2 separate regions of the Homo sapiens genome follow, and region 2 is linked to region 1. A link is an interaction called in ENCODE POLR2A ChIA-PET data of the cell type or tissue named here. Cell type or tissue: GM12878. All regions are shown on one strand. Each heading gives the region's core, and the rest is flanking DNA. Links, peaks and the distances in the headings are about the cores only.

What was found. ChIA-PET counts read pairs that join two places held together with the same protein. Peaks named below come from ENCODE experiments on the same cell type or tissue, not always from the same donor. Only the 100,000 strongest peaks of a DNase experiment are listed, where the experiment ranks them.
Region 2: POLR2A ChIA-PET joins it to region 1 with 8 read pairs; 2 of 35 experiments call an interaction of 5 or more read pairs at or near these places.

Annotation. Positions count from the first base shown.
Region 1 is chr9:123,635,759-123,641,697 of GRCh38, forward strand. The region is part of intron 9 of DENND1A (DENN domain containing 1A); the gene reads right to left. Among named protein-coding and RNA genes, the nearest start is that of MIR7150, 150 kb to the left of the region's middle. In GM12878, for the core only: no CTCF peak of the experiment used is centred there; a DNase peak (open chromatin) is centred at 2,473.
Region 2 is chr9:124,008,185-124,014,123 of GRCh38, forward strand. It overlaps LHX2 (LIM homeobox 2), which reads left to right and starts at 3,584. Exons shown (of 5, transcript NM_004789.4): 1 at 3,584-4,284; 2 at 5,777-5,939. The coding sequence starts at 4,165. LHX2-AS1 (LHX2 antisense RNA 1) reads right to left here and starts at 1,212. Exons shown (of 2, transcript NR_135129.1): 1 at 882-1,212. RefSeq lists enhancers at 1-641, 4,496-5,068, 5,069-5,641 and a silencer at 3,508-3,557. In GM12878, for the core only: no CTCF peak of the experiment used is centred there; no DNase peak of the experiment used is centred there; H3K4me3 peaks cover 1,784 bases.

The sequences.
Region 1 (5,939 bases), core at 908-4,907:
GTTTACATTCCTTTTTGAGTACATACATCTGACAGGCTGGCTTGAAAGTGTTGGAAAGTCTTGCTTTTTGTCGTGTTCCCTTTCACATACTTGCTCCGAGTCTTCTGCTAACTTTTTGACCTGGGCAAGCCACTTCCTTTCCTAGGTCTCAATTTGTCCTGTATGTAAAATAAGAGACTAGGCTACAAGATTTCTGTGTTCCTTTCCAGCTTTGACAACTCACAATTCTAGAGGAATTGCTATCCTTTGAAGTGAAGAAGGCTCCTCCTCTACCCCAGTTTACCTTCTTCACCTGTACTAAGCCGAAGCAAATCAGGGTCTGTCTTTAAGCTGGTCTTGCTTTCTCAGCTCTGCAGCTCCAGGGCCCAGCTGGAATTCATGAGCTATGTAGGAACCACCACTTTTAGGTCACCCCATCTCCATCACCTGACCAGGGCACAGCTGTCTTCCTTACTTGGCCCCTGATACTCTGAAGAACTCAGATGTAGATGACCCCAGGTGACCAGGAACACGACGGCTATGGATTTGAGCTGTTCAAGGACCAAGACCACATCTGATTCCTCTTTTTTTTTTTTTGAGATGGAGTCTCGCTCTGTCACCCAGACTGGAGTGCAGTGGTGGGACCTCGGCTCACTGCAACCTCTGCCTCCCACGTTCAAGTGATTCTCCTGCCTCAGCCTCCTGAGTAGCTGGGATTACAGGCACCTGCTACCACGCCCAATTAATGTTTGTATTTTTAGCAAAGACAGGGTTTCGCCAAATTGGCCAGGCTGGTCTCGAACTCCCGAGCTCAGGTGATCCGCCCTCCTCGGCCTCCCAAATATTCCTCTTCTTACCTCCTACTATGTTTGACACAGAGTCGGTGCTGAGTAAATGTTTGGGGAATGGAGAATGCCTCCAGATTCACACCATGAGGAAGAATAGGCAAGATTACCAGACTTTTTTTTTTTTTTTTTTTTGAGACAGAGTTTCACTCTTGTTGCCCAGGCTGGAGTGCAATGGCGCAATCTCAGCTCACCACAACCTCTGCCTGCCAGGTTCAACTCTCCTGCCTCAGCCTCCCGAGTCGCTGGGATTACAGGCATGCGCCACCATGCCCAGCTAATTTTGTATTTTTAATAGAGATGGGGTTTCTCCATGTTGGTCAGGCTGGTCTCGAACTCCTGACCTCATGTGATCCGCCCGCCTCCAAAAGTGCCTGGATTATAGGCGTGAGCCACCGCGCCCGGCCCCAGACATTTAACAAATTGCAATTGCCTAATAGATCACAACTAGAGGCTGTACAGTTTTGAAAAAGTATTAAGATTCCAAGCTCTAAAAGCTGGCAGAGGAAGACAATCAGATGGTCACAGTCATTCTTTCCATCCTAGAATTCAGAATGTTAAATAATCAAACCAACACCTGCTTCACAGGGTTAGAGGCATTTGGATTTCCCCTCTGAACATAAACGCAAAGAAATGAATAAAATGATAAATACAGAAAGGATACCAGATTACTGACTTTAAAGGGAGGTCATTCTTAAGTTTGTTCATTTTGACCAGGGATCATCTTATTTAGAGCAGCTGTAGAAAATGCTGTGTGTCTTGGGAAGTTGTTCCCTTTCTCAGTTTGAGAACTTGATTCTTTTATTTAATTATAAACCATCTTCGTAGTATCATGGTGCCATGATTCAAACACTGCTGTGGTTTTTGTTTTGATTATAATTTATTCTTAAATGACAAATCCTCTCTAAAATCATCAAAACGTTTTAAGCAAAATCTGCAGGGACTCTGTGAAGTCAACCTATTTCAACCCTTCCATGGCTGTGAGAAAAACCTTTAATTATAAAGGGTTCAGCTATGTTCAAATTGTAGTTACTGTATTTAGTGGGGGATGAATAGGCTTTCAAGAAACTATCAAAGATACTCTAGCAGAAAGGCAACTTAGAACATCTCAGAAATCAAAGAACCTTCAGCTACTCTAGACAGATGCCGGACATGTGAGTAGAAGGAAAGAGCAAACAGTGTCTTGCTTTTCTTAGCAGCTGAAATGCAGGGCTGCTTTTCAGGGGGTAATGGCAACAATCGTTCTTCCAGTAGTTTCATTTTCAGCTGGGTGGAACTCATCTTACTTTTTTCCTTCTCCATTATCTTTTGGGAAAGGGAAGGAATAAACACACACACACACACACACACGCACACACACACACACACGCGCACACACACACACACACACACCAAAAAAACCACCCAACAAGGAGTGAAGGAAAGCGTCTTCCCCCAACAGCAATATCACCTAGTCAGGAGGAAGCTTACACAGGCAATCAACCGCCTGCTTAATCACTTCTCTCCATTTTTTTTTAAAGCTATCTACTAGAGTAATTAGAGTAAGTTATTAACCGGGGCAACAAGCTTTCATGCCAAGATTTGACACTTTAAAACATCAAAGCAACTAAAACTGCCAGAGAAAAGCTTTAGCTACCAAAGCAGAAGCAGAAAACCATGGTGTGGTAAACCACACTGTAAATAAGCCCACAGCACCATGAGTGAGGAAAGAGCTTTCTTTCCTCTTTAAGATGAAAAAGAAAAAGGCAGGGTTACATGGGGGACTGATAACAATGTATTCAATACAGGGACAGCCAATGTGCCACCACTCCTCCAAGCCATATCTGTGACAGACATTACTAACTGATCACAGAGTCGGGATGTGGCCCACAATCCTTCCTCACATGCACTTTTGTTGTTGTTGTTATACAGAATCTCGTTCTGCCACCCAGGCTGGCGTTGCAGTGGTGCAATCTTGGCTCACTGCAACCTCTGCCTCCTGGGTTCAAGTGATTCTCCTGCCTCAGCCTCCCGAGTAGCTGGGTGAATGCCACCACGCCCAGCTAATTTTTGTGTTTTTAGTAGAGACGGAGTTTCACCATGTTGGCCAGGCTGGTCTCGATCTCCTGACCTCACACTTGAGGTCACCTCAGCCTCCCACAGTGCTGAGATTACAGGTGTGAGCTACCATGCCCAGCCTCACATGCACCTTTGATCAATGGATCAAAGTGGGCACTCAAGAAGAAATCGATTTGCCACCTCAAATCTAGTCTAAGTGGATATTTCTATTTCTTTGACAATATAAATCATAATTTATGTTTAGCTAATGGATCTATACTATTGCTTTAATAAAGAATCATACTTTTAAAAAGAAAGCATAACTGAACATGGAATCGTGAGTACCTATCTGTCAGGTACCCACACATGAAGAAACTAAGGAACCTTCAGGTGGTGAGTTACTAAATTTGCATGAGTAGTAAAAAAAAAAAAAAAAAAAAAAAAAAAGAAAGAAAGAAAAAAAAAGAAAAAGAAAAAGAAAAAGGACTGTTCCCTGTAGTTTTCTTTGGCAAATTTAACCTTAGAAAGTGACTGTAGGCCGCAGGTGGTAGCTCATGCCTGTAATACCAGCACTTACGGAGGCCAAGGCAGGCGGATCACTTCAGGTCAGGAGTTCGAGACCAGCCTGGCCAACAGAGTGAAACCTTTTCTCTACCAAAAAATACAAAAATTAGCTGGGTGTGGTGACAGGCGCCTGTAGTCCCAGCTACTTGGGAGGCTGAGGCACGAGTATCAGTTGAACCCGAGAGGCAGATGTTGCAGTGAGCAAAGATAACCCCACTATACTCCAGCCTGGGCAACAGAATGAGCCTCCGTATCCCCCCAACCCCCTACCAAAAAAAAAAAAAAAAAAACCTCAGAAGAAAGATTCAAGCTATAAAACAGCCACACTCACGCCTGTAATCCCCAGCACTTTGGGAGGCTGAGGTGGGCAGATCACCTGAGGTTGGGAGTTCAAGACTAGCCTGACCAACATGGAAAAACCCCGTCTCTACTAAAAATACAAAATTAGCCAGGCATGGTGCCACATGCCTGTAATCTCGGCTACTCGGGAGGCTGAGGCAGAAGAATCACTTGAACCCGGGAGGTAGAGGTTGTGGTGAGCCAAGATCTCGCCACTGCACTCTAGCCTGGGCAACAAGAACGAAACTCCATCTCAAAAAAAAAAAAAAAAAAAACAAAAACAAAAAACAGCCACCACCATGACCACTGAATTCACATTACTATCTGCCAATCACTGAGAACAGTGCTTCACATATATTTAACTCACTTAATTTTCACAACAGCCCTATAAGGTAGGTAGCATTATTGTCCCCATTTTATAGATGAGGAAACTGAGGCTCCTGGGTGTTGAGGAACCTGTATAAGGTCACAGCTATTGGCAGAACTAGGATATGAACCTAGGGAAGTTGAGCTCTGGATTCTGTGCTCTTAGCCCCCATGAAACTGCTTCTGTGCTCTGATCTATATTAATCCCACAATTACTGAGTATCCACTATGTGCACACACCATGCCCTCAAGCAATTTAAAATAGAGAGAGAAAGATCAAAATGCAAACAATCAACTTCCACACAAAAGCATTATGAAAGAGATGCTATAATAGAGGTTCAAGTGTGTTAGCATATAAAGAAAGAATCATTAATTCTGCCTGGGGCAAGAATCAGGCCTGCTTCACAGAGACAGAGACATCAGAGCCCTGAAGGTTGAAGACAGAGAAGCTGCTAGTCCTCCTCCCAGCTACAGGCCAGTCAGGGGGTAAGGGTGGGTCAAGAGAACACAGCAGCTTCTTAGGCCACTCAAGCTCTGTGAGGACTTGAATGAGAAATGACCATTTATTCAATGACTAAATGACTAGGGAGAAGTGGTCCGTACGCAAAACCTCTTGGGAGTTGCCGTGACTATTCTGTTTTGCTTGGATTCACTCCCTATCTGCTATTACGACGATCCTAATATTCAGAAGTCTCCTAGGATCTTTATCGCTCTCCTTGTTTCTGAGAGTCAAATCGGGGTTTATGGCCTGCAAGGATGAGATTCAGCCTCAGGTAACATTTACAGAGTGAATAGTGCGCCCAGTGCTGGGCTCTGTGCTTTCATATCTGGATGGTCACCGGATCTTTTTAACCACCTTGAGGTAGGTGTGAATACTATCCCCATTTTCACAGAAGAGGACAGAGGGACTCCAAGAGGTCAAGTAACTTGCCCAAGGCCATATGGCTAGAAAGTGGCACATGGTGGATTAAGTACAAGGCGGAGGCAGAAGTGGAACAAAGCCATCCTGACTTGCAGTCTGATACTCTCTCCTCCACTCCTGCTGTCTTTTTTCTTGGGAAAAGATACCTCCAGCAGGGCTGTCTGACACATCTAGCTGGTAGACTCTGAAGCTATCAAGGTAGCAGAAAAGAACAAATGTGAATGTGCTCCGTGTCTGCACTTACCGATGATTTCATGGTCTAACCTCATATCACACTACCTTGGTTCACCAAAGTGACCACACTTTCAGTCTGCAGAAACAACACAGGAAATTATGAGTCCTTGCTCCCAGTGTCATAAGCACCTAGTAGGCGCTCAAAATTTCTTTTATGACAGCCATGTCTGCCAAAGTGGGTGCAGGGCTTTTTAAGTAGATTAAGATGTCAATGACTTAAATATTATCCTTTAAAATTCTGATTCTTTAAAATTCTGATTCATAAGAGTCATATGAGAAGCTATCAGTCCTGCAATCTAAGGAAGACACAATTTATTTCATGACTTGACCGCATTACTAAAATAATAAAATTTTCTGCCATGGCAGAAATCGGATGAATTTAATGAAATGGCAAAAAAAAAAAAAAAAAAAGAAACATCACCTGTTTACACACATGCACCCCAAATTACACCGGTGGACTGCACTGGTATTCCGTAAAATTACTGAGAGCCTGAACAGATTATACTCAGCTATGGTCCTTTTCTAGACTAGCCAAGGCCCCAGTCAAAGCTCTCCCAAAGAGAATATGGAAACAAAGAGCTTTTTAAGTGCCAGTCGGTACGCATAAACATCTTCTAAATGAACTTGATCAGTCTCTATTATGTCGTCTCAAC
Region 2 (5,939 bases), core at 704-4,703, 370 kb after region 1:
AAATAAACCATCACAGCGTCACAGCAAACACACACTTCTGAACGTCTTCATTTTGATTTAATGGTATATCAGCGTCAACTATCGCTTCCTCTGCTGGTACACACGGCCTGATGCCGCGGGAGGAGGGTGCCCATGTTTATCACCGAGTGAGATGACTAATTACACCTTGTCAATCACCGGCTATGAAGACATAAAACCAGCGCGCACAATGAAGTAGTTGCCTGCAGCGTCAATTAGTTGGCGATTCTGAGGTTATTGCGTGGCCCTGCTTTGGCCGCCTCTAATAACGGGACAGAGCGCCGGGCACCGCGCACTGATCAATCACCCTCCTTCCGCGGCCGCCCGGCTCCCTCCCCTCTCCCCCGCCGGGTCTGGCCTCACTTTCTCCGGGCGGCTTGCGCTTCCTCCCTCCGCGGCCCCGGCTCCGTGGCGCCGGCAGCCCCGGGAGCCCCGGGAAGTTTGCGCGCGGCAGCTCCGCAGCCGGCAGCCGGGAGCCCCGCAGCCTTCGGGGAGCGCCGGGGCTGGTGGCCCCTTTGTTGGAGGAGGCGTGGAGGGAGCGCTTTTGTTCTGAGTTAGTCACGGTGGCCGGCTGGAGGCTGCTACCTCATTATGCGCCGGGTCTGCTTGTCTGCGAGGAAGCAGATGGTGGGGAGGTAGGCAGCGGCGAGAGTGGCCAGACCTGAATTCCGTTCACCTGTCACCTCCCACAAAAGGCAGGTTCGGGGGACTTAGGCATTCGTTGCCACTTTCTGGGGGAGGGGGAGGTCGAGGGGCCGCCGTTTCCGGCGCCTGCGAAGGTTCCGTACCTGTCGGTGCCCGCTCCCCCCACCCCTTGCCTTTCCCTTGGCTGCAGCTTCTCGCACCGCGTAAATGTCACTCACGTGTCAGGATGTGTGTTTACAGCCTGTTCCTCTGCTTGTTTAGTCTCGGCGGACAGGGCTCAGCGGTTGCGCGACGTTCCCCGCCGCTGGGGGAGATTAGCAAAGTTACCCGCCTCTGGACCCCGGGGCCTGGGCCCCTAGATCCCGCCCCGCGGCGGGAGATGCGTTTGAGCCTTTTACAGACGGAGCGCGTCCCAGCCTGACGCAGAGGGATGAATAGACAAGCGCACCGGGCGGGAATCCCGACTGCCTGTGTATCTGGGGTCGGCCCAGCGTTGGACGTGGGCTGCTGGTCCGAGAGGTGGCGACGGAATCGCGTGCCTATATGTATGGGGGAGTGGAAAGTCGCAGGGTGTGTTTCCACGTTTCTTGAGCAGCCCGCGGCAAGAGTTGCTGAGTACCCCACCCCCCGCCCCCAGATCCTAAGGCAGCCCCTCGAGCTTTCCAAACGTATTGTATCCAGCCCTCCCGAGAGTGGAGTTGCACCAAGGACAAACACTCTAGCGTCATTACAAATTTTTTCTGCCCCTTGGGCGACCTCCAGATGAACCCTGGTGACTCTCAGATTGGATTTTCATTCCTTACTTTCTTTGAAAGAAAGTGCCCCAGATGCGTCAATAAAACATGCCTATGTATTCGTGTAGGCGTCCGCATGCCTGCGCGCCGGCCGTGTGCAGGCGCCGAAGCACACGTCTGTGTGAACACACGGGCACGCGCGTCTTTGGGTTTAGTGGTCCTTCCCTCGCGTTGGGGCATCTGTACACATGCAGAATATACACATATGATTGTAACTTCAAGTTTTTTCAATTATGCAAAACGACCTCGTAGGAGCACTTGCAGTGATTTAAGTAGAATCGCCTGAGCACGCAAGTGCAGGTATAACGTGCAATTTACCATTTTGCAGTTGCATCCTTCTTCCCAGCTCTAGACACTTACACCTGATGCGCATGTGTAAGACCCTAGCTCTTCAGTGGTGCTGGCTGTGATTTTGCCAACAGAGATAAAATTCGTGCTGGCTGTGTTATTGCCAACAGAGATGAACATGTGTATTTGCACACATGAACACAAGTTCATGTGCTTGGGCATTACACGCATACATATATTTGTGCACACATATATTTGTGTGTGAAAGTTACTTACACACGTGAAAAACATGATTTCATGCCTCAACTCTGTACCCTGTGAGGTAAACCGCAGGTCCTGACTATCCCCTTACCTGTCCTGGCAAACAAGTCATTTCAGACTGACACCCGCCTTGTCCCTATTAGACGGAGCCAAACCTGCCTCCGAAGCAGACCCAGATGGGACTCTGTAACCGAAGTGCTTATTCAGTTTTTGTCTACAATCATTTTATTTCCTAAATCCCTCCCCCACCAGACACCTGGGTATTTCCCTCCAGTCCCCAGGAGACTCTAGGGTGAGCCTGAAACCTGGAGGCTGGGGGTAGCAGTTGGGATTTACCCAGCACGCTACTTTGTTGGCCCCTGGGGAGGTGGTGCAGCCAGGCGGGTAAGGAGGACTCGCGCCATCAGCGGGGTCTGAGACATGGTGTGCCCAGTGGGCAGAGAATAGGCCTGTGGTTTTTAAGAACCTCACTGATATCGAATGTGTCTTGGAGTGAGAAAGTTTTTAATGGAAAAGGAGCAAGAGAGAGTAATGAAATAATTTGCTAAGTGCCTACTATGTTCCAGGCATTTTACATCCACAGTCTCTTTCAATCAACACGTCCATGCGGAGGAGAGCTTCTTGTCGCCCATTATAAAGGTCAGAAACAGGCTAAGGGAGGATAAGTCACTGCCTAAGGTTACAGTGCATGTAAATGGCAGAGCTAGGATTCGAACCCTGGCCTTTCTGAGTTCCTAAAGCCATGCTCGCCCCCACTCTTCCAGGCTGGGGAGAGACCGGGAAGAGCGAGAAGCTACACGCTGGGCTGCAGATTGGGCCCTAGCGGGCTTGGAGCGTGGATATGCTGGCTGGCCCCCCTCCCCGGGAGTCACAGCTCTCGCCGGTCTCGCCACTCAGGCTCTGCCGGGTACCCAGGAGGCTTGCACGGCCGCCTGCAGCCCGCTGTGCAGAGCCCGGGCCGAAGGCGGAGCTCGATGGGAAACGGCCGGCCGAAGGCTCTTGCAACTCTGCCACAGGCCTGCCTTCCCGGGCCTCCCAGGCGGGTGCCTGAGGCCGCGGCTCCAGGCCGAGGGGAGACCGCAGTGAGACGAGCATCCCCTTGCTGCGCCTTCTTAGGATAGAGGGTTTAATTTTCCTTTCTGAAGATATCGCAGGAAGCTGTTCGTATCTTAAAAACTCCAAACCCCGCGCTCTCCCTCCTCCCTGCCTCCCCCCCACCCCCGCCCTCCAGCCTCGCCCACCAGCTCCCACCATCTCGACTCTCCTCTGCTCCTCTTGCCTCTCCCCTCCCTCTTGGGTCTCCCGCCTTCCCGGAGCACGCGCTGCCAGGGCCTGGGGCGCCGAGCGGCCAATGGCACGGCGGCAGGACGTGATGTCAGGCGCGGCTGTAGAAAAGGCGCGGAGGCTTGCGCTGGCGCGGACTGCAGAGCCGGGGCTGGGCTAGGCGCGCGCTTGGAGAGCATTGCGCGCGGCTGGGCCCGCGGCCGGCGGCTCCTCCTCCCACTCTGCTCCTCCTCTTTTTTCTCCTCCTCCACCTCCTCCTCCGCCTCCTCCTCCTCCTCTTCCTCCTCCTCTTCAATTCTCCCGGTGGCTCGACTCGGCTCGCAGGCTTCGGAGAAACCCCTACTCCAGTCGCCGACTCAGCGCCCAAGAGGGTCGCCTTGGGCTGGGGGCGCACCCCAGGGAGGGGAGGGGTCCAGGCAGCTGGGCCGCCGCGGACACCTAGCGGCTTCAGGGTGAACCCCGACCGCAGCCGTCGCCGCCTCGGGCAGAGTTTGCGCCCTTGCTTTGCGCCCCGGGCGCTGAAGCCGGGCGGGCGATGCCCGCGGCGTGAAAGCGCCCGCGGCGGGCGCCGACCTCTGTCCTAGTCTCCTGCTCCCCCCGCCCCGCTTGTCCCGTGCCCTTGTGACCCTGGCTTTGGCGCCGTCGCCCAGGCGCCCCGCAATGTAGCTGCCCCTGCGCCTCGGCGGGAGGCGTCCTGCCCCGCGAGCGCCCGGGGCCCGGAGCCCGGCCTGGGGGCTCAGCCGAGCTCGGGCGGGGCCGGGGCCGCGGTGGCGATGCACCGGGCCCGTTAGCGCCAGGAGCGCCAGGCAGCTGAGGCGGGGGGCAAGCCCTCCCTCGGAGGAGCCGCGCCCCCGGCCCCGCCGGTCCCGCCGCGATGCTGTTCCACAGTCTGTCGGGCCCCGAGGTGCACGGGGTCATCGACGAGATGGACCGCAGGGCCAAGAGCGAGGCTCCCGCCATCAGCTCCGCCATCGACCGCGGCGACACCGAGACGGTAGGCGCGCGGCTGTGGGGTCGGGGCTGAGAGCTGGGATGGGGCCGGGCCAGTCAGCGCCTCTGCTCCCCGAAGTTTGGGGAGCGTCCTTCGTGCCGCACGGGACTGGGTGCTGGGGATCCTCGGTCAGAATGCAAGGCCGGTGGCTCCCGGTTCGGGGGAAACCCGGCTGCTGGGACGCAGAAGGGAAACAAGGTTGAAACCGAAATCTCGGCCCTGGGGGTAGAGGAGAGCGTTTCTTCCGAACTGGAAGCGAAGTCCCATCCGCGGCCCGGGGCGGCTCCCTTCTCACCTTGCCCGGTGCCGGGGTCGACAGCCCCGCGCTCTCCTCCACCTCTCGGCTCCGGTTGCTGGCGGCGCCGCGAGCGGCGCCAGGGAAGGGCGAACCAGCTGGGAGCATTGGGGCTCCAGCCGGCTTGGGCCGCTCCCAGCTTTCCGGCAATCGGGGATCCTCCTCAACCCCCAGCGCAGTTTCAGAGGCCGAAGTCTTCGGGGCCAACATTTGTCGTTGATCGCGTCCCCAGACCCTTGACTGGTCAGACTTAGCCAGGCCAGGGCTGGGAGTTCAGGCTCCGGCCTGGCCCTCGCCGAAGGAGACTCCATTTGGATCTCTACACCTGGCTCCGCGGGCCCAGCCCCAAATAGCCAGTTCCTCGCCTCAGGCCTCCCTGGGGGCCAGACGAGCAGACACTGCCCGACCAGCGGGCCCAGAAGTGACCTTTAGGAGGCCGCGGAGGTGGGGAGCACGGGAGAAGCTTCTCTGCTCCGGGAGCAGGAGCAGCGGCGCCAGTGTCCTCCCGGCCTCTGAGCGCTTCTTCGGTTAGACCTTCTCTGCTGGTCAGTTTGGATAGGGAAGTATTTGGGTTGAACCTGTCCTTCACCCACGGACTTTGAGGGTGTCCCTGCACCCCACTTACCTCATCCCCGGACCCAAGAGGGCCCCAGCCCGTGTGGCAGAGGAGCCAGAAGTTGGCTGACTTGTCCTGGCCTTAACCTCTGGTCTAAGGATCCAGGGATCACTGGAGCTGGGGCCCAGGAACTCCGCTGTCTCTCCAAAGAGGATTCTGTGTGGAGGGTGACTTAATGGTCACCTTATCCCCCGGGTGGCTCATTTAAGAAGCAGTTTAGGGAAAGCTCTTGGAGGGCTTGACTGGAGTAGCTGTCCTGGTCCCTAAACACAGCCCGAGCATTTTGGGGGAAAGGACAGGGAGGACTGGAAGGAAGAGAGGTAAGCACCAGAGCCATTTAGGCCAGGAGCCCGGCCTGGGCCCGTGGCTGGCGAGGGCTGCGCAGGCAGGCCTGGGTTCTGAACCGCCCAGAAATGGAAATGGGCCTTTTGGGGTGGGGGGAAGCGCGCCGCATGTCCTGGCAGCCCCCTCCGCGTTCAGGGTAGCCAAGGCCACAGAGGGAGTTGTGGGTGCCGGTTTCCCGGCGGCGGAGGGGCCGCTGGCTGACGCAGGCGCTGCTGTCTTCCGCCTCCCTCCCTTCGCAGACCATGCCGTCCATCAGCAGTGACCGCGCCGCGCTGTGCGCCGGCTGCGGGGGCAAGATCTCGGACCGCTACTACCTGCTGGCGGTGGACAAGCAGTGGCACATGCGCTGCCTCAAGTGCTGCGAGTGCAAGCTCAACCTGGAGTCGGAGCTCACCTGTTTCA